6 separate regions of the Mus musculus genome follow, and regions 1, 2, 3, 5 and 6 are each linked to region 4. Evidence: chromatin loops called from intact Hi-C (ENCODE). Cell type or tissue: left cerebral cortex. All regions are shown on one strand. Region 1 holds the start of Sox9 (SRY (sex determining region Y)-box 9). Region 2 has its middle 52 kb from the start of Gm39461. Region 3 has its middle 100 kb from the start of Gm30337. Region 4 overlaps 2610035D17Rik (RIKEN cDNA 2610035D17 gene). Region 5 overlaps Gm30219 (a long non-coding RNA gene). Region 6 has its middle 37 kb from the start of Gm30158.

Evidence for each region. Hi-C counts contacts between places; a loop is a spot of excess contacts. Peaks named below come from ENCODE experiments on the same cell type or tissue, not always from the same donor. Only the 100,000 strongest peaks of a DNase experiment are listed, where the experiment ranks them.
Region 1: it touches region 4 in a loop (10-fold over the local background); 28 of 42 quality-filtered maps call a loop at or near these places.
Region 2: a loop joins it to region 4, with 8 times the contacts of the local background. A loop is called at or near these places in 15 of 42 quality-filtered maps.
Region 3: it touches region 4 in a loop (14-fold over the local background); 6 of 42 quality-filtered maps call a loop at or near these places.
Region 5: it touches region 4 in a loop (9-fold over the local background); 20 of 42 quality-filtered maps call a loop at or near these places.
Region 6: a loop joins it to region 4, with 8 times the contacts of the local background. A loop is called at or near these places in 2 of 42 quality-filtered maps.

What each region holds. Positions count from the first base shown.
Region 1 is chr11:112,781,728-112,785,727 of GRCm38, reverse strand. It overlaps Sox9 (SRY (sex determining region Y)-box 9), which reads right to left and starts at 3,518. Exons shown (of 3, transcript NM_011448.4): 1 at 2,713-3,518; 2 at 1,666-1,919; 3 at 1-1,056. The coding sequence starts at 3,143. The coding sequence ends at 218. RefSeq lists a promoter at 3,189-3,696 and a cis regulatory region at 3,898-3,912. In left cerebral cortex, no CTCF peak of the experiment used is centred here; DNase peaks (open chromatin) are centred at 1,632, 2,300, 2,885, 3,558 and 2 more places; H3K4me3 peaks cover 3,894 bases; H3K27ac peaks cover 2,007 bases.
Region 2 is chr11:112,207,223-112,211,222 of GRCm38, reverse strand. No RefSeq gene overlaps it. Among named protein-coding and RNA genes, the nearest start is that of Gm39461, 52 kb to the right of the region's middle. In left cerebral cortex, a CTCF peak has its summit at 1,631 (motif pointing left); a DNase peak (open chromatin) is centred at 1,623.
Region 3 is chr11:111,901,954-111,905,953 of GRCm38, reverse strand. No RefSeq gene overlaps it. Among named protein-coding and RNA genes, the nearest start is that of Gm30337, 100 kb to the right of the region's middle. In left cerebral cortex, CTCF peaks have their summits at 880, 1,079 and 1,665 (motif pointing left); a DNase peak (open chromatin) is centred at 1,659.
Region 4 is chr11:113,162,871-113,166,870 of GRCm38, reverse strand. All of the region lies in intron 1 of 2610035D17Rik (RIKEN cDNA 2610035D17 gene), which reads left to right. All of the region lies in intron 1 of LOC115487747 (a long non-coding RNA gene), which reads left to right. Among named protein-coding and RNA genes, the nearest start is that of Gm39467, 31 kb to the right of the region's middle. In left cerebral cortex, a CTCF peak has its summit at 1,570 (motif pointing right); DNase peaks (open chromatin) are centred at 1,189 and 1,638; H3K4me3 peaks cover 426 bases; H3K27ac peaks cover 842 bases.
Region 5 is chr11:111,651,077-111,655,076 of GRCm38, reverse strand. All of the region lies in intron 2 of Gm30219 (a long non-coding RNA gene), which reads left to right. Among named protein-coding and RNA genes, the nearest start is that of Gm30219, 5.9 kb to the left of the region's middle. In left cerebral cortex, a CTCF peak has its summit at 2,024 (motif pointing left); a DNase peak (open chromatin) is centred at 2,013.
Region 6 is chr11:111,547,752-111,551,751 of GRCm38, reverse strand. No RefSeq gene overlaps it. Among named protein-coding and RNA genes, the nearest start is that of Gm30158, 37 kb to the right of the region's middle. In left cerebral cortex, no CTCF peak of the experiment used is centred here; a DNase peak (open chromatin) is centred at 1,965.

The DNA of each region.
Region 1 (4,000 bases), 380 kb after region 4:
GCTCAGACAAAGTCTTAAAGTCTCTCTCCTGGAATCCCAGCAATCGTTACCTTCCTTTACATGTCTTTAAAAATTAACGACAGACAAAAAAAAAAAAGTGTCCAAAGGAATTTCAATTGGTTCTTGATTTCTTCAGCTTTTTCTTTTCGTTTCTTTCTTTTCTTCTTTAAAAAAAAAAAAAAAAAAGATCAGCTCTGTCACCATAGCTTTTCTCTTCTCAGGGTCTGGTGAGCTGTGTGTAGACTGGTTGTTCCCAGTGCTGCGGGCTGTGGGTCTGCGGGATGGAAGGGACCCCGGAGGTGTCAGCGATGGGGGTGTACATGGGGCGCTGCGCGGGGTTCATGTAAGTGAAGGTGGAGTAGAGCCCTGAGCCCTGGCCGGCTGCGTGACTGTAGTAGGAGCCGGAGTTCTGATGGTCAGCGTAGTCGTATTGCGAGCGGGTGATGGGCGGGTAGGAGGGGCTGTAGTGAGGAAGGTTGAAGGGGCTGTAGGAGATCTGTTGCGGGGAGTGCTGCTGCTGCTCGCTGTAGTGGCTGGGGCTCAGCTGCTCCGTCTTGATGTGCGTTCGCTGGGACTGGCCTGGCTCGCTGCTCAGCGTGGTGAGCGTGTGTGCCTGCTGCTGCTGGGGTGCCTGCGGCTGCTGCGGGGGTGCTTGCTGCTGCGGAGGCGCCTGTGGGGCTTGCGGGGCCTGCGGAGGCTGCTGCGGAGGAGGGGGCGGCGCCTGCTGCTTCGACATCCACACGTGGCCCGCGGTCGCAGGGGTGGGTGCGGTGCTGCTGATGCCGTAACTGCCAGTGTAGGTGACCTGGCCGTGGGTGGCCGGAACCCCTGGGTGGCCGTTGGGTGGCAAGTATTGGTCAAACTCATTGACGTCGAAGGTCTCAATGTTGGAGATGACGTCGCTGCTCAGTTCACCGATGTCCACGTCGCGGAAGTCGATGGGGGGCTGTCTGCCCCCCTCTGCCAGAGGGCGCCCCTCTCGCTTCAGATCAACTTTGCCAGCTTGCACGTCGGTTTTGGGAGTGGTGGGTGGGGTCGGCGGACCCTGAGATTGCCCTGCAGGCCATAAAAGAGAAAGACAAACGGTAAAAAATCAACAAGCGCTTTGCAAAGCCCCTACTCTTAGGAGCCCCCTGGGGACTCTCCCTGGTTGCCAAGGTGTCATTAGGACCCGCTCCCGCGCTGGAGGCGCGCTGCACCAGCGATAAGTCGCCGAATGATTAACCCGCAGGTACACACTAGGCAAGCTCCTTTTATCAGGGGAGGGGTCTGAGGTCCCAAGGGTCCGGAAGACTAAATTGCTACCTGTAGAAGAATGTGTGCTTTTGGGGTGAGGCGCAAAGAGAAAAGTGGGTAAGTTTCGTAAAGCAATTAAGACATGTTACCTTGCAATAAAGAATCCAGCTCAGGATTCAAGGTTTGAGATGTGTGTGTGTGTGTGTGTGTGTGTGTGTGTGTGTGTGTGTATGTGTGTGTGTGTGTGCCTGTGTTCACCCGCGCCCGCGCGCCAACTTGGCTGTTTTTGAGCGCCCTGAACTGGGAGGGGGATGCAGAGAATAGTGTTTCCTTACTTCAGGGAATGCAAAGTCAGATACTTCTGGGGAGGGGGGCACCTTAAGAGTGTGCCAGGAGGACCCCCTAGGGGACCACTCGCGCCTTGCTCACCAGAGTGCTCGCCCGGGGAGTGCACCTCACTCATGCCGGAGGAGGAATGTGGGGAGTCGGCTTGCAGCGCCTTGAAGATAGCATTAGGAGAGATGTGAGTCTGTTCCGTGGCCTCTTCGGCCTCCGCTTGTCCGTTCTTCACCGACTTCCTCCGCCGGGGCTGGTACTTGTAATCGGGGTGGTCTTTCTTGTGCTGCACGCGCAGCCGCTCCGCCTCCTCCACGAAGGGTCTCTTCTCGCTCTCGTTCAGCAGCCTGGGGGGGGGGGGCAGAAGAAAAGAGGGAGGGGGTCAATGAAACCCCGGGAGCTGTCAGGTCCCCACCCCTCCTTCGCGCACTACCCCCTCCCTCCAGTCTGCTTTCCATCCCTCTCTGAGACTCAGAACTTTTTTTTTCCTTTCTTTTTCTTTTTAAAAAAGTGCTCAGAGTCGACCTGAGCGGTCACTCTTCGCCCCGCCCCCTCCCCTGGCCTCCTATTTTGGAAACCCTGAAGATGGAAATAGCTCCCTGCTGAGGCTGCTCTAAACGCCTTTGCTACCGGAGCGGTCCACCCCTCCCAACACGCAGTAAAAACTTTCCGAAAACCCATTTAAATTGCAAGAAGCTCGCTCTGTTGATCCATGCCCCTGCCGGTTCTCAGTAGCTTTGCCCAATTCTTGCCTGGGTCTCCTCTAGTCTCAGTTACACTTTCCCTTCACTCCATCTCCCCAGGAATGAGCGCAGTTGGCCTAAGGAAGGTGGGCTTGCTTCCTCTAATTGTTCCTTTCCAGAGGGACCAGGCTGGCACACCCCCTCACTCCTTTCTACCTTCCTAAAAGCAGTCATATTCACGCCCCCATTCCCCCCCCCCCCGCCATAACCAAGAGCAATCCCAAGAACTTTCTCAAAATCTGAGCCACTCCCTCCCCCCGCCCCCGGCCGCCCTGCATCCTGGACCAAAGACCCCAGGATGCACAACTCCGCGGCTCAGGGAGGCGGGGCGGGGTCGGTGAGTGCAGCCCGCGTCCCCCCTAGCCACCGAGCCCTCCCTGGCGGCCCGCGCGCTCACCTCCAGAGCTTGCCCAGAGTCTTGCTGAGCTCCGCGTTGTGCAGATGCGGGTACTGGTCTGCCAGCTTCCTGCGCGCAGCCTGCGCCCACACCATGAAGGCGTTCATGGGTCGCTTGACGTGTGGCTTGTTCTTGCTGGAGCCGTTGACGCGCACGGGCATGGGCACCAGCGTCCAGTCGTAGCCCTTCAGCACCTGGCTGACCGCCTCGCGGATGCACACGGGGAACTTATCTTCCTCGCTCTCCTTCTTCAGATCCGGCTCGCCCTTGGGGAAGGTGTTCTCCTGGGGCCGGGTGTTCTCCGTGTCCGAGCCGGAGCCCGAGGGACAGGGCGAACCAGCCGAGTCCTCCGACATGGTGGGGCTGGGGGCGCCAGACAGGCCCTTCTCCTGCTCGTCGGTCATCTTCATGAAGGGGTCCAGGAGATTCATACGCGAGCCCGGGGCAGGGGGCGGGTGGCCGGGAAAGGCGAGAAGCCGCGGCGGCTGGGGCTCCTCTTCCCTCAGCTGCCCGGACGCGGACGCCGAGCGAACGGCTCCCGGGGAGGTTGGCGCGTCACCGGGCTGCGGCGGCGGGCACTTAGCAGAGGCGCTGGGTGGCGGGTCTCAGCTGCCGGCTCTAAACCCGGGGAAGGCGAGTCGGAGCGGAGGAGGAGGGAGGGAAAACAGAGAACGAAACCGGGGCCACTTGCACCTCGTCTCTCTTGCAAAGAAAAGTTCCTGGACTGAAACTGGTAAAGTTGTCGCTCCCACAGAAGTTTCCAGGCAGTTCCGAGCAGCGCTCTCGGCTCTCCGACTTCCAGCTCAGGGTCTCTAATAAATACTCCTCCTTCACGTTAGATACCTCGGGCCAATCACGGCTAGCTCTTGAGTCATCAGTGTTGGCAAGTCGCTGATTGGACCGGATTTTGGAAGGGGGGCTGGGGAGGATTGTGGCTCCGGGTTGGGTGACGAGACAGGAGGGGAGGAGAAGGGAGGGGAGCTCAGCCAGAGGGTGGATGGTGGGGTGAGGGGACTTGGAGGGGGGCGCGGGGCAAGCGGGGGACCCGGGACGTCCGAGTGTGTAAGTTTGCTCTCTACTCTCGGAATGTCACAGTTTTGGAACGGTCTCCGTGTGAACCGATGTGTGTGTGTGTGTGTGTGTGTGTGTGTGTGTGTGTATGTGTGTGTGTGTGTGTGTGTGTGCGCGTGCACGCGAGCGTGTCTAGACTAGGACCCTCCACAACCCCCCACCCCCACTTTTCGATGCTGTCTCCGTGGTACCCGGGACTTCGCTGGCGTTTACAGCA
Region 2 (4,000 bases), 960 kb after region 4:
GATTGAGCTAAAGATGAGGTTTTAAGGGCCTGGGGACATAGCTCCATTGGAAGGGTGATTTCCCCAGCATTCAGGAAGTCCTGGGGTTCATCCCCGGCCCTTTAAGAACTGGGCATCATTGTAGACACCTGTAATCCCTTTACTTAGGAGATGGAAGCTGGAAGATAGAATGAAGTTCAAGATCATCTTTGATAGAGCGAAGCTGAAGATAGCCTTGGTTACATAGGACTTCCTGGACATTTTTGAATGTTTTGATTATTGTTATATTAGTCAAGATCAAGGGATGATCTTGTTGCTGTGTAAGGAAAGAGAACCTGAGTAAGCACTAATGGAAGTGGTAAAAATCTTCCATATCAAATCTTTTATTCTGGCGCTCCTAAAATGAAAGGAGCTATATACAGTTTCTCAGTCTCAAACTAACCACTGAGTCAGTCAAACGAAGCCATATGTCTGTGTGATTTCAACCATTTTCTAGTCGCTCCTTGTATGTGAACTAGATGCACTGAGTCCATAATGACCACCGAAAGGCAACAATAAACAAAATGGATATGTAATGTATGATACACCTTTTGGATGCCAAGCTATCCTTTGTCAAACAGTTCTAGAATTATGCCACAAGCTATGTTAAAATAGCTAGTATTTACCAATTGTTTACTATATATGGCTTTGACAGGCATTCTGCCAAGAATTTCTTGTAAATGGTCCCATCTGCTTCCAAGACAATCTTCTGAGAGATATACTAATATCCTTACTGTTTTTGAATAAGCAAACACACCTCAGGTATTTCTTCAGTGCTACTTTTATTACATATAAATAAGTAAATATTCCACAAGTAGAAAATAAAGGCCTTTGTTTAAAGGGCACATGTTTTTGTTTGTTTGTTTGTTTGTTTGTTTTATTTTGAGAATGTTTCTTGTTAGATAGCCCATGCCACCTTGAACTCACAATCCTTTCGTCTGGGCCTGAAAAGTTCTGAAACACGGGACCACACCCTACCTTAAAGATGTAGCTTATAAATCATATGAGGAATGGCAATCTACACAAAACAATCTTGCCACAGAAAATTTAAACCACTTACATTAAGATTAATAGGCTGTAGTTTGAAAGTAGAAAACATTTTAAACACTCTTTTATCTGGGGAAGGAGACAGATTAAACTGATTTTAAATGAGATAACAGAGTCAATATTAAAATTCCAGTGGACCTACTACTCTGGGAGTCAACCTTTGGATAGTGAAGACTGGAGATGAAATCTATTAATATGTCCAAACTGAAAGATGGTGCGAACAGAAAAAGGTATGCGTGTGGTATGCACTTTGTGTCACTTTGTGTCAGTCACTAAAACTATCAAGCAAGACTTGAGTCTGGGTTGTTCACAGATGCATTGGAACTAGTTGAACCTAGTTTGCTTAGAACGCATTTACTTTCTTTCTTTTTTGTTAATCATTCTATTCGTTTACATCCCAAATGATATCCCACTTCCAGGTTACCCCTCCACAAGCCCTCCCTCCATCCCACATCTGCCCTCTCCTCCCTCCCCTTTGCCTCTCTATGAGGGTGCTTTCTAAAAGTCTATTTGCCCAAGGTCTCTTACCGGGAACACAAGAGGAAGAGAGTCACTGCGCCCTCTAGGGGATGTTGTAGAAAAACCTTGCCTTGGAGAAAGGGAAGGACATCTGAGAAAAGTCCTGAGAAAAAGACACAGGGTAGTTCTTCCTCTAAAGCTCCTTCCTCTTCTAATGGAAGCATCCTACTAGACTTCTTAAAAGGCCCCTAACTGTACCAACCCCTCAATTATTTTATTATTAAAAGGCAAAGCTGACAGCATGCTATTCATTTTTGGCTGTACACTATTTCTCTGGCCCTTGTATCCCAAAATAGCTCCTTGTGGTGACGTGTTTCTCCTTTGGTTGGTAGGATTCTTTCAGTGGCCTCTCCCACTCTGTTTCTGAATGCTACGTGCTGTCTCAGGCACTCCCTCCCTCCAACCAACATCACCTGTTTCTCTGTGAATGATCTGACCTTCAGAAAGCCAGGCTATCTTTTGAAGATAAGGAGATGCTCAGGGAGACCGAAAAGGGCAACGAAACCCATGCTTGGAGCAGTGTCAGTCAACAAGCTGTGATTAATTACTGAAAGCAGAGTACACAGACAACTTCAGAGAAAGAAGGAATGCATAAAAGAGTTACTTTTGTCTTGTTCCCATGTCTTCCAAAACATAAAGACAAGTACACTCAGGATCACTGGTCCATAAATGGCAGAGAGAAAAAAATAATAATCCTGATTTCTAACCCCCTGACTTATACCTTTTCCAATGGCAGTAACCATTGCTTCCAAGGTGGTCCTTAATTGAATTATCTTGGCAATATTGTGAAGGCAAGTACTAATCACTTAATGTGTTGAGTTATTTAATGAAAGTATTATTAATTTGTAGCAATAAAATATAGAAAGAACTCGGAGCTTACCATGTGCCGGGGATTTGTGGCATCAGATAATGCCTTAAGAAAAAAAATCAGAAGTAAAATTAACACCGAAGATGTCTGCAAATTCATACTTGGATGAAGAGCATGGGACAGGGATGGCAAGCAAAGAAACAGCAGCAACCAACGTACATGGTATCATTTTGAAGGTCTTATTGAAGATGTCTTCCCTCAAGTTGCCTTTTCATTCTTTTGGGGGGGGGGTTGAGGTCTGATTAGAAAGCAGGGAGGGAGCCAGAAGAACAAACAAATAGCAAGGATTGTCCCAAGGGAGCCACCCAGGCCCAGTGATGGAGTGCTAGACTCCTACTAGATAAATACAGTCTTAGGATTTGGGAGAAGAAGGAATTGAATGTCAAAATAATGAGGGACCAAAACACAAGTATCACTGAAGGAGTTTCAGTCAAGTTAGGCTCACTCCTCCTTGCCCAGTTTTAAGTAAGAAGATATTTTCTTTTCCTTTAACACCACATTTTTTTAAATGTGAGAATTTATAATTTATTTAATTTTATTCCTGTGTGTTTATGCATATGCTGTGTGTATGAGTATAATCGAGCAGGTGGGTCTCTACAGAGACCAGAGGAGGAGGTAGGGTACCTACTTCTGTTCATCTCCACTATAGTCCCTTGAAGCAGAGTCTCTCTCTCTGACTCTGGAAGGTTATCATATTTTGGCTAAGGTGGATGGCCAGCAAGCTCCAGCCATCTTTCTGTCTCTGACCCCTAAACTCTACCTCCCATACCTGTGTATAGGCACCTGTAGCCTTGCAAGGCTCTGTGAATGAACCAGGGATCCAAAATCTTCAAGCTTATGCAGTGGTAATCACACAAATTGAGCCTTCTTCCCAACCACAAATATTTCTTTAATTAACTGAACGTTATGACAATATTTTCTTTGAGACTCTGGAATAATGATAACATCAGATACTAGAGAGAACGTTGTATTGAGACTGTGCTATCATGTGTTTCGATGACTCAAGAACACGAGGATGACAAGGACTCATGATATCTGTTTTGTGGAAGATGTCTATAGGCTTAGCTTAGATTAACTGATGGCCAAGTTGAACATATGCATGGATTAAAGGGAACTATGGGACTGATTCAAAGCTGACCTCCTCCGGTTGAAAAGAGGGATGTCTCTGTTGCCAGTTTCAGCTGTCCTTGGCTCATGTGTCTAAAATTGGATGTTGTCAGCAAAGCATATAGGGTATTCTTGCAATAAGAAAAACAACCAGCCAGCCAACCAACCAACCAACCAACCAACCAACCAATCAAAACAAACAAACAAACAAACAAACAAACAAAAACAAATCCAAGGATCATACATAACATGTAAGGATTGCTTAATCCTTCAAAAGGGACTTAGGCTTGGGTTATGTAGATAACTACAAGGGAAAAATTCCCCTCTCCACATAAGCTAGCCCTCTGCTGACAGGAAGAAGAAACACGTGGTTTGGCCACACACGGATATGGTACAAGAAGGGCATAAAGACTGGTTTGATTTTGCAAAAAGGTCAAGATA
Region 3 (4,000 bases), 1.3 Mb after region 4:
AGGGATAACAAGGAGTAGCTTTGTTGAGAGAAGGGGATTAGATGTTTTGTTTTGTTTAGATTTATTTATTTCATTTTATAGGTATGAATGCTTTGGCATTATATGTGTGCATGATCAACTTATATGCCTGTTGTCTACTGAGTGCAGAAGAGTCCCTGGAACTAAACTTACAGACAGTTGTGAGTCACTGTGTGACTGCTGAGAATAGAACCTGGGGCTTCTGCAAGAGCAACAAGTGTGCTTAACCACTTGCCCAACTCTTACGCCCCCCAAAAATATTTTAAATGTAATGCCTACCTCAAGCCTTAAATTTTTATTCAACATCAATGACTATTAAGTATCAGAACTAAGACCAAGCTCCATGTTTTGGTTCTAAAACCTTTATTATTTGTTAGAAAATTGTCATGTGTGAGTATGTGTATACATGCATGGTATCTGTCATGGCTCATGTGTGGAGGTCAGGGGAAAGCTTGCTAGAGTTGCTTCTCTCCTCACATGATTTAAATCCCAAGGATCAAAATCAGACCAAGAGGTTGGTAAGAGCATCTTTGTGTGTGCTTGGCCTAATGCTGCTTGTATTGGAATGTGAATTTTGGTCCCCAAAACTGCTTACATGAGTGTCTGCAAGTAAGACCCTGCCTCCAATTGGTTCTGCTTGGTCAATAAAGATGCTGGAAGCCAATGGATGTGCAAGGCAGACAGAGGGGAGGTTTTTAGGAATCCTAAGCTTGGGACAGAGGAATGAGGAAGAAGGAGATCTGCCATGCCAGGAGAAGGAGAAGGAGAGGAAGTACGCATGGCCTTAGAAAGAAATTAATAGGTTGCTGGGAATGGATCTTAGTGAGAAAGTAGTTGATTCACATGAGCAAGCTCCTAGGTTTCATACTCAGTACTGCAGATGAACAAACAAGCAGACAAATGTAACGATCAAGTCATGAAAGGAGATGGGAAGATGGCTTAGCAGTTAAGAGTGGTCAGTGCTCTTGCAGATGGCCTTAGTCTGATTCGCAGAACCCATGTTGGATAGCTCAGAGCCACCAAAAACTCCAGATACAGAGGACCTGAAGCCTCCTGCTGGACTCCATGGGTAGCTACCCTCAAGCTCACATATCCACTCCACTCTCACACACAAACACATACTTTTAAAATAATAAAGTATGTCTTTAGAAAAGCAAATGCTGCATTTGTTGTTTCATGCAGCTTTGAGGTCTGGGTTACACTAGATTGCATATTAATAGGGTGTCTTTTTATTGTATTCAACAAATGTGACTGAGTATGGATTTATGAATATGTTCTCTTCATTTCTAATTTTTTGTTCTTCCCTAGTCCCTTTCTCCTCCTTTCCTCTTGTTTGTCTGATGCCCCCCAGCATTCCCTTTACAAACAAATAAATAAAACCTTGGCTCTTCTTTCTAGAAAAATCCATTTTGCATTCACACCGTCAGGTGATGTGATTTTAGTATGAAGTGTCCAGCGCTATCCCTTTGGTCTCTCTGTGTGTCCTGTAGACTAAGAAGTGTAGGAATCTGCCATGAATTTTTCATTGCCACTCTGATGACAATGTCAGCATCCTATACTAAAACAGTTGTCAGGGCTTCTTTCAGAAATGCAGAGTGCTTACCATTTTCATCTGGTTGAGCTTTCTACGTCTCAATTGTAAGTGGGCATTGCCACCTGGTGGAAAAAAATACTGAGGGGGTTGGATGGTCACCTTTCAAGAAACACAGATATCATGTTTATACCGACTGGAGAGTTCTACCCTATTATTCCAGCACCCGGAGGTGCTTATACAAGCCCCCATTTTGTATTCACCACCTAAAACAATTAAATCCAAGCAAACATAGCCAAAGGCATGATTTCAATAAACAGATTTAGATTGTCTGTCATTGAAGAACGGAATTGTCTGAAGGGCAATTTGTTCTTTCTACTTATTAAAACTCCACGGAGCTATTTCCACCTCGTTATAGAATTTTCAACCTTTTTCCTAACAATTTTAAATGACTTTTCTTTGGGCATTTTTCATCCTTATTTTCAATAATGTTCATGTCCTCAAAATATATCTCCTTAACATTAACCTCATTTGTGTTTGAGCTATTTTTGACATTTTTTTTCTTCTTCTCTATATGTGGTTTATGTGCACTGACCCTTGATTTTATCTTCCTACATCCAGCCAACCCCGTTTAATGCCCCACCTTTCATTCCTGGGTCCTTAAAAGTAGTATGGGTATGATTTATGCACTTGGCACTCTCCAATCTTTATGGCCCTTGACCTTTGGCAACCTCAACTTCATCCTTAAAATTCTTCCTTGGTTTCCAGATGCATGGCTTCCTAATTCCACTCTCAACAGTGTCTGTCACCTCCCCATCTCTGTCTCTATCTGTATCTCTGTGTATGTATATCTGTGTCTGTCTGTCTGTCTGTCCACCTATCCATTTATCGATCTGTCTGTCTATCATCAATCATCTATTTATCTAACCACTCATCCATCCATCCATCCATCTGTCCATCCATTTCTTTCTTTCTTTTTTTTTTTTTTTTTTTTTTTTGGTTTTTCGAGACAGGGTTTCTCTGTGTAGCCCTGGCTGTCCTGGAACTCACTCTGTAGACCAGCTGACTTCGAACTCAGAAATCTGCCTGCCTCTGCTTCCCAAGTGCTAAGATTAAAGGCATGTGCCACCACTGCCCGGCACCATTTGTTTTCTTACCTCTTCTACTAAGTTAGGGGCACCATTCCCAGTATTCAATATTATAAATTATAGAACAATTAAAAAAAAAGAAAGAAAAACAGTCTATTGCATAGTCCCTCCCTATCATTGTGGGCTTCTTTTAAACTCTTTAACATATTCAGTTTTCTGAACTGAAAATCTTTGTCTCTTTTAGTCATCGTTGTGAGCACACAGCTGTGCAATCAATATTTATTGATAAAGAAGTGAATGGGAACTGGAAAGATGGTTCAGCCTGCAAAGGTCCTTGTCACCAAGCCCAATGACCTGAATTTAATCCCCCAAACACACATGGAGAAAGGCGAGAGTTGATTTCTTGCCAGTTGTCCTTTGACCCCCACACATGTGCCACAGCACATGCACACCTCAAGGACAGGATAAACAAATAAGTATAATGCAAAATATTTTTTTAAATGAACTAAAACACGTTTCCATAGCAACACCTAAGCTCTATGTCCTGATCCTCTCTCTTCATTTCAGGAAGTAAGAATGCTCATTTAAATTGTAGAATTCCAGGGTGGGTGTGTATCAAAATTGTATCATGGAGGGTATTAAAAGCCAAGCTTCCTTGGATGCACTTCCAGATACTGTGGATGACTAGGAAAAATGTGTGGAATTGAACTAAGTGCAATATATTGTCTGAGACTTTCTCAGTGGTGTCTGCCCAGCTTTGTTTTTGTAAGCTTTTATCTGACCCACTAACACTCTATCCTCCTGAGGAAATTCATAAAACATTACTCGCTTTGACTGTTAGTGTAAAAAATTTCAAGCCATTTCTGTATATTTGACTCCCATATGAGAACATTCACTACGCGGATCGATTACACTGTTGTTTATATATTTTGTCTTTATAATCGTCACAAAACAGCCATGCAGCGCATGCAAAAACTAAAATGTCCTTGGAATGCTTCACTTCCCATCTAGAGATCTCTGATATAGTATATCCTTGATTCTGCTCCTAAAGCATAATTCATTCTTTATGGGAAATCATATGTAGACCACTATCTAACGGTGAAATTTTGGCTCTTTCCTTCAGAAGAATTGAATAGGATCCAAAAGTGAAAAGACGGAAACTGACAGAAACTAATAAAAATTTGTCTTTGCACAAACCAAATCACTTGCCATGCATCAGGGTAACACTTTCCTATAGTCCCAGCACTCAGGATGCTGGGTCAGGAGGATTGAGAATTCAAACCCAGGTGGGGCTTATTTAATAAGACTCTAACTCAATGAAGCAAAAGAAAAAAATCAATTTCTTACTCAATTGATTATTTTC
Region 4 (4,000 bases):
GCAAGTGGGAATGTCAGAGCTATGAGCCTCCAGGGGAGGGAGGGTTGAGAACAGTTTCTTTGTATCTGGCAGTTGGGGTGTCATTGAATAACCTTGAGTCCTGGCAGCTCCAAGGGCGAGCTGGGCACGCTGGCCTGGAAGTCAATTGCAGAAGCCAGAGCAGGGAGGGGCCCATGCAGAAGGTGCTTCCGGGAGGGAGGCCTAAGATTGGTGTGGGAGTGAAGCTAGAAAGGGCAGGGTCCACCCTGAAGGCCTCAGCCCCTCACCTGCACAATCTCTCATGCCCAAACCTAGCTAGGCATTTCTAGCCAGCTCTGTCTGCAAAGATGCCCCTCCCTCTTGAAAAATGTGCACATCTCTGTCTGATAAAACCTTGTTCCCCCTGGAGGGAGAGAAAGGAGGGAGGGAGGGAGGGAGGGAGGGAGGGAGGGAGGATGGCGTCTGGAGGCAGGAAGCCAGTGTTGGAATCCAGGCCTGGCTTTGTCCCTCTCCAATGGGCAGCTAGGGGTAGGGTGTTTCATTTCTGGGTTCTGCCTTTCCTATAGAAAAAGATCATAAAAAGAACCCATCTCCTAAGGTTGTGGTGAAAGCTGAACAAGGTCCTGTGTGCAGTGGAGCCAGCACTAGGACAGAGATTGCATGTGCAGAGCCAGCACTAGGACAGAGGGCGCCCCACTGTTCTGTCCGCCTTTACACAGCACTGCCCCCTCTCATGTCTGCAACTCTATTTTCTGCTGGAAACGGTATCAGAATATATTAAGTAGAAAATTTCAGAAATAAAGAATTTGTAAATATTGAGTGATTTTTTTAACACCCCCCCCCCAGTGTATTGTTATAATTATTCTGGTTGTTTAATAGTTATTGATAATCTCTTAATTTGCTTTTCATACTAAATTCTATCATAGTTATAAATGTGCAGGAAAATAATATAATTAGGTCTTCAGATATACACTGGTCTGGAACACTCCTCTATTTGCAAAGTATGTGTTTTTATTTTTGTGTTTTGAGTCCTTCTTGGACTGTAATTTGACTCCAAGGACCAGATCTGTCCCAGGAGGCACTTGGAATTAAATGCTGAGTTCCAGAAGGGAGTGTTAAAGCCATGGCCTGTCAGGGCTGCAGGCGGCAACTCCCACTCGGAGGCTCCATTCCTTCCCACAGCCTGGACTCGCAGCTGCCTTGCTGTCTCTCTGTTGCCCCATCCCTGCATAATTCAGGCAGGCTGATAGGCCTGCTACTCAGGTGGTGCCCTCTCTGCCCCATAGCTCTTGAGAAACCTGTAGGCTCTGAGCACATTGCTAGAGGAGAGGGCGGTGCCTGGGTTATGACCTCTCTCAGAGTTGGAACAGGGTCTCCGAACATCCTCCAGGGCAGATTCCAGGTCAGCCCTGGAGGGTGTCGCATGCCTTGACAGATGGTGTCCGGCTGTAGGCTCCTGCCCCACGTCCTGGAATGAAGGCTTGGCAGCCCTGTTTTCTCCAGGGACAGTTGACACTGGGAACCCTGGACATTGTCCCTGAGCTCAGGGCATGCGTCTCGCGACCATTCGCAAACTGACCACTTGATGGCGCTGTGGCTCCACCGTGTGCCTGCTTTCTCCTCCGGGCCCCTGGCTGAGCTGCAGTGGTCATCCAGGCGCCCGACTGTGCCCTGGCTGCTGGTGGGGCGCAGCGCCTGACGCCTGCCCGTTCTGCTTGAGCACAAATGCAGAGCTCAGAGCTAGTTTCTCCTGCAGCGAAGGAAGTTTGGGGTGTTGGTATTGTGTTCTGTGCTGTGTGTTCCTGCAGCTTCCCCAGCAGCGGGTCAGACGCCCTAGTGTGCTAAAGAACGGTTTAGAGCCATCTGCATCCTGACCTGGTGGTGATCACTGTCTTTGGGGCAGAAGTGATAGCTAGTCTGAACTCTTGTCTAGAGTTTGTACTTAGGAGAGAAAGCTAGCTAAACACAGAATGGAAGAAGGGTAGGAAGAGGAGGAAGAAGAGGAAGAGGAGGAGGAGAAGGAGGAGAAGGGGGGGGCGGGGGAAGAAGAGGAGGAAGGAGGAGAGATTGGAAACTCTTTCCTAGATGAGCTTTGCAGTCATTCTGTGTCAAACCCTTCAAGGGGCGACCGAAAACAAAGAGCCTCCGTGAGTTTGCCTTAGAAATAGTTCTCTCCGAGGTCTATTCTGGTTGCACAAATGTGTACCCCTTCCACCCCTGAGCAGGGTCACTTCATTCATTCCGTTTTCAGTGCACACCCACTCACTGCGGAGCCAAGGGGTTTCCTCACAAGCTTGTTTGTAGATGTTGTTTTAAAAGCACGTCCTTCTTTGGGGTTTCTGTACGCAGAGGCAGGGGTTTGGGTCACCCGGGTCTCACTGAAGCTATGGTTTGGGGGGGGGGGAGGGGGGCGGGGGGCGTTTGGAAGAAGGTGATAAGATTGTCTCTTACAGGGAAAGCCAAATGAAGAGCTAAGCTCCTGATTGGAAGTGCTTTCCTTTTTGTAGCTCCATTTAAGACCAGGACTGTTCTCAGGAAAACAGAGTAGGTTCTGAGTTCAGGCCTCTCTTCTGGGGCTCCTCTCCCAGAAGCCCTCTGTCTCTGTGGAGGTCAGAGCCTTTCCCAGCTGCCTGGGCCAGTGACTGAGAGGCGAGTCCCAGGGGTCACTGCACCAGACCCTTGCCCCCCTGGAACAAATGCAGCCGGCTGGTGGGGGTGGGGGTGGGGGCTGGGGGCTGGGCTGCTCCTCCTAGATCTGCCTGCCCCTAGGGCCAGGCACAGTGTGGGGCCTGAGCTAGACTTGTCCAGAGGCAGGCAGGGCTAAGGGAGGTTGTGACCCCACCCCAGCTGGGGAGGGCAGTGGGAAAGGAGGAACCTGGAGAAGCTGTCCTAGCCAAGCAGGCTAACTCCCAGCTTCCCCTGGGCCAGAGGGCCCCCTGTCGCCTGGCAAAGGACAATTTGTACTTTTATTCTTACGCTATCCTAAGGCTCACTCACCTGCAAGTGTACTATCTGGTGCCTCACAGAGGCTCAGGAGTTGTGTGGCTTCTCAAAAAAGAGAAAGGAGACCACGGAAAGAGAGGCAGGAACGGAAAGGAGACCCACCATCAGTCACTGCAGCACGTGGACCCCCATGATAGCCCAGGAAAGCCCAGCGTGTCCGCTGTGTCCACACGGCCCCGAGCAGCTCTGTGCGAATGTGGCTCTTCAGCCATGCAGAGCTCTTGATTACCAAGACAGGAACTCACAGACACTCACAGTTCAGGTTTCAAGATGGAATACATCCATTTCAGTTACAGGGTGTGTGTGAAGAGCATGGAGTTGGTGGCCAGTCTCTTCCCTATATTAGAGTTCTGGAATCCATCTTGAGTTGGTTTTTGTCTACGGGACGGAGTTTCCTAAAAGACCATTGGTTACAGAAGTGCTTCCTGTGAGATAAGAGCTTTGCTTCGGTCTTGCTGTTTAGTCCTCCCAAGACCCCAGCAACTCCCTTGTGGTCACCTCTGGATGCCTGTGACACTGAGGCCCTGACCGACAGCTCTCTGCCTGATCAAGCAGATGTGACATCTGAGAGCCAGACTCGAGGCCCTGCTGCAAGGCCTCCATTGCCTTCCTCATGCTACCCTACCTCGTGTGGTCTGAGTCGGAGCCTTGTGGCTTTCTCCTCTGGTCATGGGTGGCTCTTCCCACTCAGACTCTGTGCGAGAAGCTACCCTGGAGGTTTGGACAGAGGAAGTTCAGGGGCATTCATCAAGGAAACCTCAGTTTGGGATATATGCCCTGCCAAGGTGACATGTGCTCTGTGTGTGTGTGTGTGTTCTACTGTGTCTTACCTGTGCTAGTGAATACCATTATTTTCAGGTACATGTATGTTTTGTGGGTGGTTTGCATGTGTGTGTGTGTGTGTGTGTGAGAGAGAGAGAGAGAGAGAGATAGAGAGAGATTGTCTGTATCTGTGTCTCTTTCTCTCTCTGACTCTGTGTGTGTGTGTGTGTGTGTGTGTGTGTTTACAAGCCTTATT
Region 5 (4,000 bases), 1.5 Mb after region 4:
GGGTATTATCTGGGTGTGGAACTAAGAGGTGGTTAAAAGTGACTTCGGCAGGATAAGGCAGAAAGCTGAGCCCTTTCTACCTAAGCTTTAATACATAATTTCCCATGACATTAGCTTTCCTTTAATATCAGCTCTCACCAACTCTGACAAGTTCTTCATTATCTTGTAGCTGAAATTTAAGTGTGGTTACTCAATGTATGCTTATGATATGTATAATGACAGAGTTAGTATAACTTTGTCTTTTATATAGGTGCAAAAATCAGAATTTGCAAATAGTTCAGAGAATCTGACCATGGCGGGAAATGGCATCATTCTGACCCCTCTGTGACTTTCCAGGGCAAAACCTGGTCAAAAACAAAGCATCATGAGCAGTAGGGACTTTCAGAATCAAGAGTACCATCCTCTACCTTGTTCCTGCTCCTAAAATCTCATCAATGAAATGCAGATCTCATCCTTAAAACCATAGCGTCAGTATTTGCCTTCTCACAGAACACCACTTTTAGTAGTCACTCGCCCGTTGTGTAGGCTGGTCATAAACCTCATTTAACAAGTCAGGGTAACGAGTCAAAGGATGTTGAGTGGCTATCAAAGAACGCTTTTCGCTTTGGATGGATTTTCAATCTCTTGCCTACAATAGTTTCAGTTATATCATTCATTTACAGGGAAGAATAAATGAATAATGCTGAGTCCAGATGCTAGACTGATGGATAGTCAGTTAAAAATTACATAGTGAAGGGACGAAGACTTGGAGGAGTCCACAATATATATTACTAAAACTTGTTGGGGATATGTGTACATACAGCACATGTAAAATATATAATTTTAATATGAAATATACACACACATTTGTAAGTGAGATAGACACCTATTTTATGTACTTGTATTTGAAATGGGAGGAAGATGTGTAGACAGGGCAATAGCATGTCTTTGGGAAGAAAAGTCTGATTCATTGGGATATATTCCTAATGGCTGCTTATATTTCTTACATGATTAACCCACTGGTGTCTAATGCTCTACAAGTACAAAAGAAATGGAGAATTGAAATAAAAATGTTATATTGTAACTTTTCAAAAGCATGGAGGCAGTAATTTAATTCAAATGTAAGAAAAAGCTGTATTTTGTAGCAGCATCAATTCCAGAAGAGATCCAAATGACATGATGTGCATTTATTTCCATTACTAAACATGTTTTGAAGTCTGCAGAGGAAAAAAAAATACAGGGAACAAATGAAAACATCAAATAAAAAGAAGACATGAATAAGGGATCTGACAAAGAAAGACCCAGTAAAAAAATTTTCATAAATAGACATTTTAGCTATATTATTCTACAAATTAAGTTAAGGTTTCTATTTTAAACAAGTTGTATCTGTCTTGGGGAAACTTTCAGTTTCAAATGTAATGTATGCATATATTCAAAAAGCAAGAACTTTATCAAAAGTGGACAACTGGTCACTTACTATTTTATCTATTTCTGTTCATGTGCGCTATAAAATTCAAACCCTGGCTGAATATCACTGGCAAAAATGTAACAGCAACTAGAGATCTGCTCTCTTTTAAAATTATAGGTTTAAAATCATTTAATTAAAAGAGAAAAAAAAATGTATCCCTAGGAGTATGAGCTTTTAGGAAATATTTAGCAACATTTCTCTTTGTGAACGAGATAATGAATGCAAACATCGCCACATAAAATTCTCTTATTTTGCTCACTAGCTTTTTATTTAAGGATAATTTTGTAAGATTATCGTGAAAGAGAGATAAGTCATTGACCCTTATAAGAAGATTGCCTTGACTAGTCCCTGATCTATATCTTTTTATCATTAATGAATACAAAATGTGGCGGTTGGGAGGTGGTATTTCAGATGGCGTCAATACTCTTTAATTAAGTGCCATAATTCTCATTTCCTTAAGTAGCTGGATTAATACATGTTACTCTTCAGAAAACTTTTCTTTCAGGGAATATTTTCCCCCCAGCAACACCATTGAACACATCTGTGGACTTCCACTGCCCTCTTTTGGAATCCAGTGGAAGTTCTGGTGTTTATGCATCTTTGAAGAGGATAGGTGGTTAGACAAGTGTCTTAGTTTTGATGTTTTCGATTTTAATATAAACCTTGAGTAAATGATAATTTGAAAAACCTCAGAGTTAAAGAAGGCTCTCCTATTATCCAGACAAACAATATTCATTTATAAACATCTTATTGTAAAATATGTTTTGTTGTTAATATCAAGGTCATTATAAGTCAATGTTATTATCACTTTAAAATCTACTGAAACAGAAAAAGAAGGCTTTAGAGATCATCTTTGAAGGGTGACGTTGTAGCTTTTTTCCTTTGTCAAGAGTCAAATATGAAATATGATGATCCAGAGGAACTAATTATAATACCATGAATCTAGTATTTTTGTTTTATACACAAATATCGTACAGACTAAACTATTTTAAAACTTGAAATGTATTAAAACCAGCAGTTCATTTTGTGTGGCTTTGCAGAACTAAATCCAACCTTGACCCCGTTTTCAGTGAGCAACTTTGGAGATGGATGCCTTTGATGTAGAAACAGATGGTCATCTGCTTGCTTGGACCACAAATCCTCCACAAATACACAATAAGAAGTGACCTGGAAAAGTAACCTCGGAGAGTTGTAACTAGCTGACCAGCGGTGGATTCAGACATACCCACTGCTATCTGGCTTAGCTACTGATTTGATGTCAGTTTGTTGGTTTTTTAGTCTGTCTAGATAGTGCTTTTCAGCTAAAATCTAAAAGCCTCCCCCTCATTTTACCACATCTGGTTTAGCAATTCCTTGAGAGACAAAAACAGTCCTTTCTCTCATCCCATCTATTAAAATCTACCTAGGTCCTGAGACAGAAATGAATGATCATGTCAGAGTGGAATACTTCTACTCCAAATTTCTGCTAAAATAAACCCAAATGCCCCCCCCCAATGAAAATATTACAAGATATTACAGTAGGACAATCTTCAACAGAGCAACTGATGGGAAATTAGCTTGGTTTCCTGTTATATCCCACGAAGTCATTTGTTACCTCAAAATGCATGAAATATAATAAGTTCAATTTGTTTACTTGAAGAGAAAAATCATTTGAGGTCCGATATCTGATCCATTCATGACTGTTAAATATTTTATTTATAAGGAACCACTGTAGACGTAAGTCCTGTAAAGTATGACCAAACAGTACCTTCCAAACTAAGTTGTAATAGGCTTCAAACCTGAATTTTTTAAATAACCTTTAAAGTTGCCAAACAAGAACTATCATCTCTGATATACACACCTGCGAACATGCAAGCAAACATTCACATGCATACATTGAAAATGAATTACTTTTTACTCAAAACGAGTGCTTTGAATTAGACTAGTATATTTGCCCAGGGCAGGAAATACAGCGAGACCCACAATGACACCTTTATCCAGACACTGTCAACAGAGAACACTGAAGACATAAACTTGGAAGGTATTAAGTTTAACCTGGCTACGTAGGAATTCATTCTCTGATGGTATGCACTGGGTCTTACCTAGAAGACACCTCAGTGATCTGTTAGCTTTCCTGAAGCTATTGGATTTAATAAAATATTCCTCTTGGTCCTTTTGATAAGAAGGGAACATAACATTTAGGAGGGAAAGCACAAGAAATGAAAAAGACACTGAGCAAGAACAGTGAGTTCTCTTAGCTACAGAACTGTATATCTAACCCCACAAAACACTCCTTATATCACAGAAATCTTAGCATCATGCTGTCCTGTGAAGCATAGCTCAAATCCTAACGCTCAGTGGGGCAGATGCAGGCAGTCCCTTGTGAGGTTTGAGGCCAGCCTTGTCTATTTAGTGAGTTCTAGGACAGCCGGAGCTATGAAGTAAGACCCTATCTCAAACACAGAGCACATCAAATCAACGGCAACAGCAACAACAACCATAACAAATAAAACTTCACATGATTCTGAATCACATTTAGCCACTGTACACGCATGCTTCATACTTAGAACGTCT
Region 6 (4,000 bases), 1.6 Mb after region 4:
TTCATATTGGGTTAACTTTAGCCCACTAAGTAGCCATCCTTGGCCCACCTCTGTTTTTAACAGTGTTGGAACAATGGAGTTACTGGACCAAGATTACCTAGCTAGCATCAGCACAATCTCTCTCTCTCTCTCTCTCTCTCTCTCTCTCTCTCTCTCTCTCTCTCTCTCTGACAATTTTTAAAATTTTTATTATTTCTATGTTTTTATAGTTCAGTCATTGCCTCCCTCATGGTCTGCCATCCCAGAGTTCCCCATCCCATTCCCCCTCCCCCCTGTCTCCAAGAGGATGTCTTCCCCACACACAGGACTCCCCACTCCATGGGGCCTCAAAATCTCTGGATACTTAGGCACATCTTCTCCCACTGAGGCCAGACCAGTCAGTCCCTCAGAGCAGCTAGTGTATGCTGCCTGGTTGGTGGCTCAGTGTCTGAGAGATCTCAGAGGTCCAGGTTAGTTGAGACTGCTGGTCTTCCTAGAGAGTTACCCTCTTCCTCAGCTTCTTTCAGCCTTTCCTTAATTCAACCACTGGGGTTCCCAACTTTAGTCCAATGGTTGGGTGTAAGTATCTGCATCTGTCTCAGTCAGCTGCTTGTTGGACCTCTCAGAGGGCAGCCATGCTAGGCTCCTGTCTGTAAGCACATCATAGCATCAGTGATAGTGTCAGGCCTTGGAGTTTCCCCTTGATATGGATCTCAAGTTGGACCACCTTTCCCTCAGTCTCTTCTCCATTTTTGTCCCAGCAATTCTTTTAGACAGGAATATTTCCGGGATTGAGTTTTTGACTGTGGGATGGAAACCCTATCCCTCCACTTTCTACTGGAGGTAGACTCTATGAGTTCCCTCTTGCCACTGTTGGGCATTTCATCTATGCCCCCCCCCCGAGTTCTGAGAGTCTTTCACCTCCCAGGTCTCTGGTACATTCTGGAGGGTCCCCCACCACCTACCTCCCTGAGGTTGCATATTTCCATTCATTCTGCTGGCCTTGAGGGCTTCTCTCCTGCCTACCTCCCATACCTGACCATGTTCCCCTTTTCGCCTCCCCTCTTCCTCCCTCCCTCTGTCTTTGAGGTAATAGTTTTGATTTTATTTCAATAACTTATATATAACACTAGCCTAGCAAATATCAAAACTCACAGGGCTAACACACATTTATCAATGGATATATTAGCCTTTTAAAGGTTTGACTGAAAATTATGTCCATTGTGAAATGATCTGAGGGAAAGGGTATTTTATAAGAATGGGTATGGGAGTTCCCTGGGCTTCATAAAACCAATAATCTATTTAAAATGTCAGACTTTAACACTAAACAATATACTATTTACTCCTTACAGCCCCTGTTGTTACTCATAGGAAATGTCTCAAATATATGTCTCATCATTTATGATTTTTTCAAACAAAGTCTTTGTTTTTATTGGAGATACAATTTATTAAATGATAATATCCATGTTTCTAGGATGTCTGAACATACACTGTGATAGCTCACAGTGAAATCTCATATTCTAGACTTCAGTTATTTATGTTTAGAGACAAATACAGTTTTATAATATTAGCAAAATAATAAAAACTATAAATGCTTATTAATGAATGGAGATAGTAGAGGTCAATGGTAGATATTATCTCTCAGGGGCCATCTCTCTTGATTTGGTTCTCATTGGCTTTTCTGACCTAGGTAGAGATCATCACAAATCCATGGGAACAGACATAAATATTTAAAAGACAGTTTGATGACCTGATTATCTACTAAAGCAGCACCAGTTGGGAGCTTCCTAAGCCTATAAATCTCCCCCATCATGGGCTGTTAACCAAGTTTACCAGATGGAGAATCCCTAGAGCAGGCCACACATCCATTCAACAAGCAGTTGCTTCATCATGATAACCACTAAGCACACTGCACAAGTAGACACAACTTGCTTCATAGGTCCGTCACAGCATCCAAACATCCTATCATGGCACTAACATCTTTCCTTGCCCAGTAGCTGGCATAGCACCATCTGCTTCTGTGAAATCTGCTAGTGTGAAATCTATCCAGAATAGATAACGTATTGCGATAAATCTCCAACCCAAATATGCCCTGGCAATGAAAATACAACTCAACTAATATGAATACATGCTGTGTGCCTAGATTGGGCAGATCTACTGCTACACTAACATCTTCCACATCTATGAGACCCCTTAGAACTTGCAGATTCTCCACGCCATGTGCTTCTGTTCAGCTTTTCTTCTTCTTCCTCCTCCTCTGTGTCCTCTCTCTCTCCCATTTTCTTCTTCTTCTCTCTCTCAACTTTCCGCTCCACCTTCCCTTTTCCTGTCTAATCATCAGCTCTCCTTTATTTTAAAAATTAAGGTGGGAAGATGATTTTATAGGAAATCACCTGAGTGCTGACTCATTCTTTGTTCACAACGCCTCACAGGAGAACAGAATTAACATCAAATATAATTAGCCGCAGGGCTAGCCACAACAATAAAATTTCCTGATATTTTCATGTGTTAAATTGTATCAGCAATACTAGTATACCCTATTTCTGAATTCATTCTTTAAACAATTCTCAAAATTGTATTGCAAAACAGATATTCGCCTTAGTCCTGACTTTACTGCAGCATGTAGAAGAATTTGTTCACCTTTTGTATAGATGAGTGAATTGAGTGTGTTGTAAATGAGTAGTAGCTCTTGTGATTGTGAACACGATACATATTTTTGTCTACACTAATTATGGTCATGGTTTCTCTTTTAATACCCACCAATTATAGCACAAATTTAGATAGCCCATGTTTATGATATATGTGCAGAGACAGAAAGTTGTTGAAGCATGTGTTTTATTAACAGATGTGTGCCATCTTGTGAGCCTTCTGTATAGCAGATAGATGGATGAGTAAGAAAATTTAAGCGATGTGTTTTGATCTGTACAGAAATACAAGGATGTGCAGAAATGGGGTGCTCTATCCAGCTTAAGGACAGAAAGGATGCTGAGGATGATGCAGTAAAAGCAGCTCCATTTTGTAGCACATAGAGACCATTAGGGGAAGCTAAGACTTGTAAAAATACAGAGACCAAAGACTGTAGGATTCCCAGGCCCCATTCATACATCTACAATACAACCCCTGCTTGCACTTAATACTTGGGGAACATTGTAAAAGTGGGGGTAGAATAATTATAAGAGCAAACAGTCTGCTGAAAGATTATGTTCCCTATACATTGCAGGAAAGCTGTACTTATGAATGCAATAATGTGGTTGCATAAAGAAGACCTGCACAATGACTATACCAAGTTATGTGCAAATTTGAGTAGACAAAAATCTCACGAAGACCTTATATACCTATGTGACTATCTCTAGGGAGTTCACTATGTATGAGAAAGGAAAGTCAATGTTTCTCAGATGTGATCCCAGCGATTGTTTGCCTAATATCAAGTGCTCAGTCCAATACATGTGCACACTAGCAACACTTCCTGGACTCTGCTGGCTATATTTATATATTTATTCTTATATATTTATATATTTATTCTTATATATGTATATATATACATATACACACATATATACATATATATATACATATACACATATACACACATATACACATATATGTATATGTGTATATATGTATATATATATATATATATATATATATATATATATATAATAGCTCAAGAAAAAGGGGCTATGAGTTTGAAAGGAGTTGGGGGATCAGCAGATTAGTTGGTGGGAGGAGAGGGATAAGAGACATGATAGAAGCACAGTGCACATAAATGACACTAAAAAACAATACTTTTAAAAATTAAAGGTAAAACAATAATTAAAAAAAAAAGTATGGCGCATATTTCTAGTCCAGGGGAAGAGAAGACAGGTGATCCCTACCACTTGTTGAACAGCAACCCAGCCTAATTGACAATTATCAGGGTCAGTAATGGACTCATCCTCAATAGAACAACTGATGACCCCTGAAGAAGACAACCAAAATTTGTGGCTTGGACTCCAATACACATGCACATAGACATGTGTAC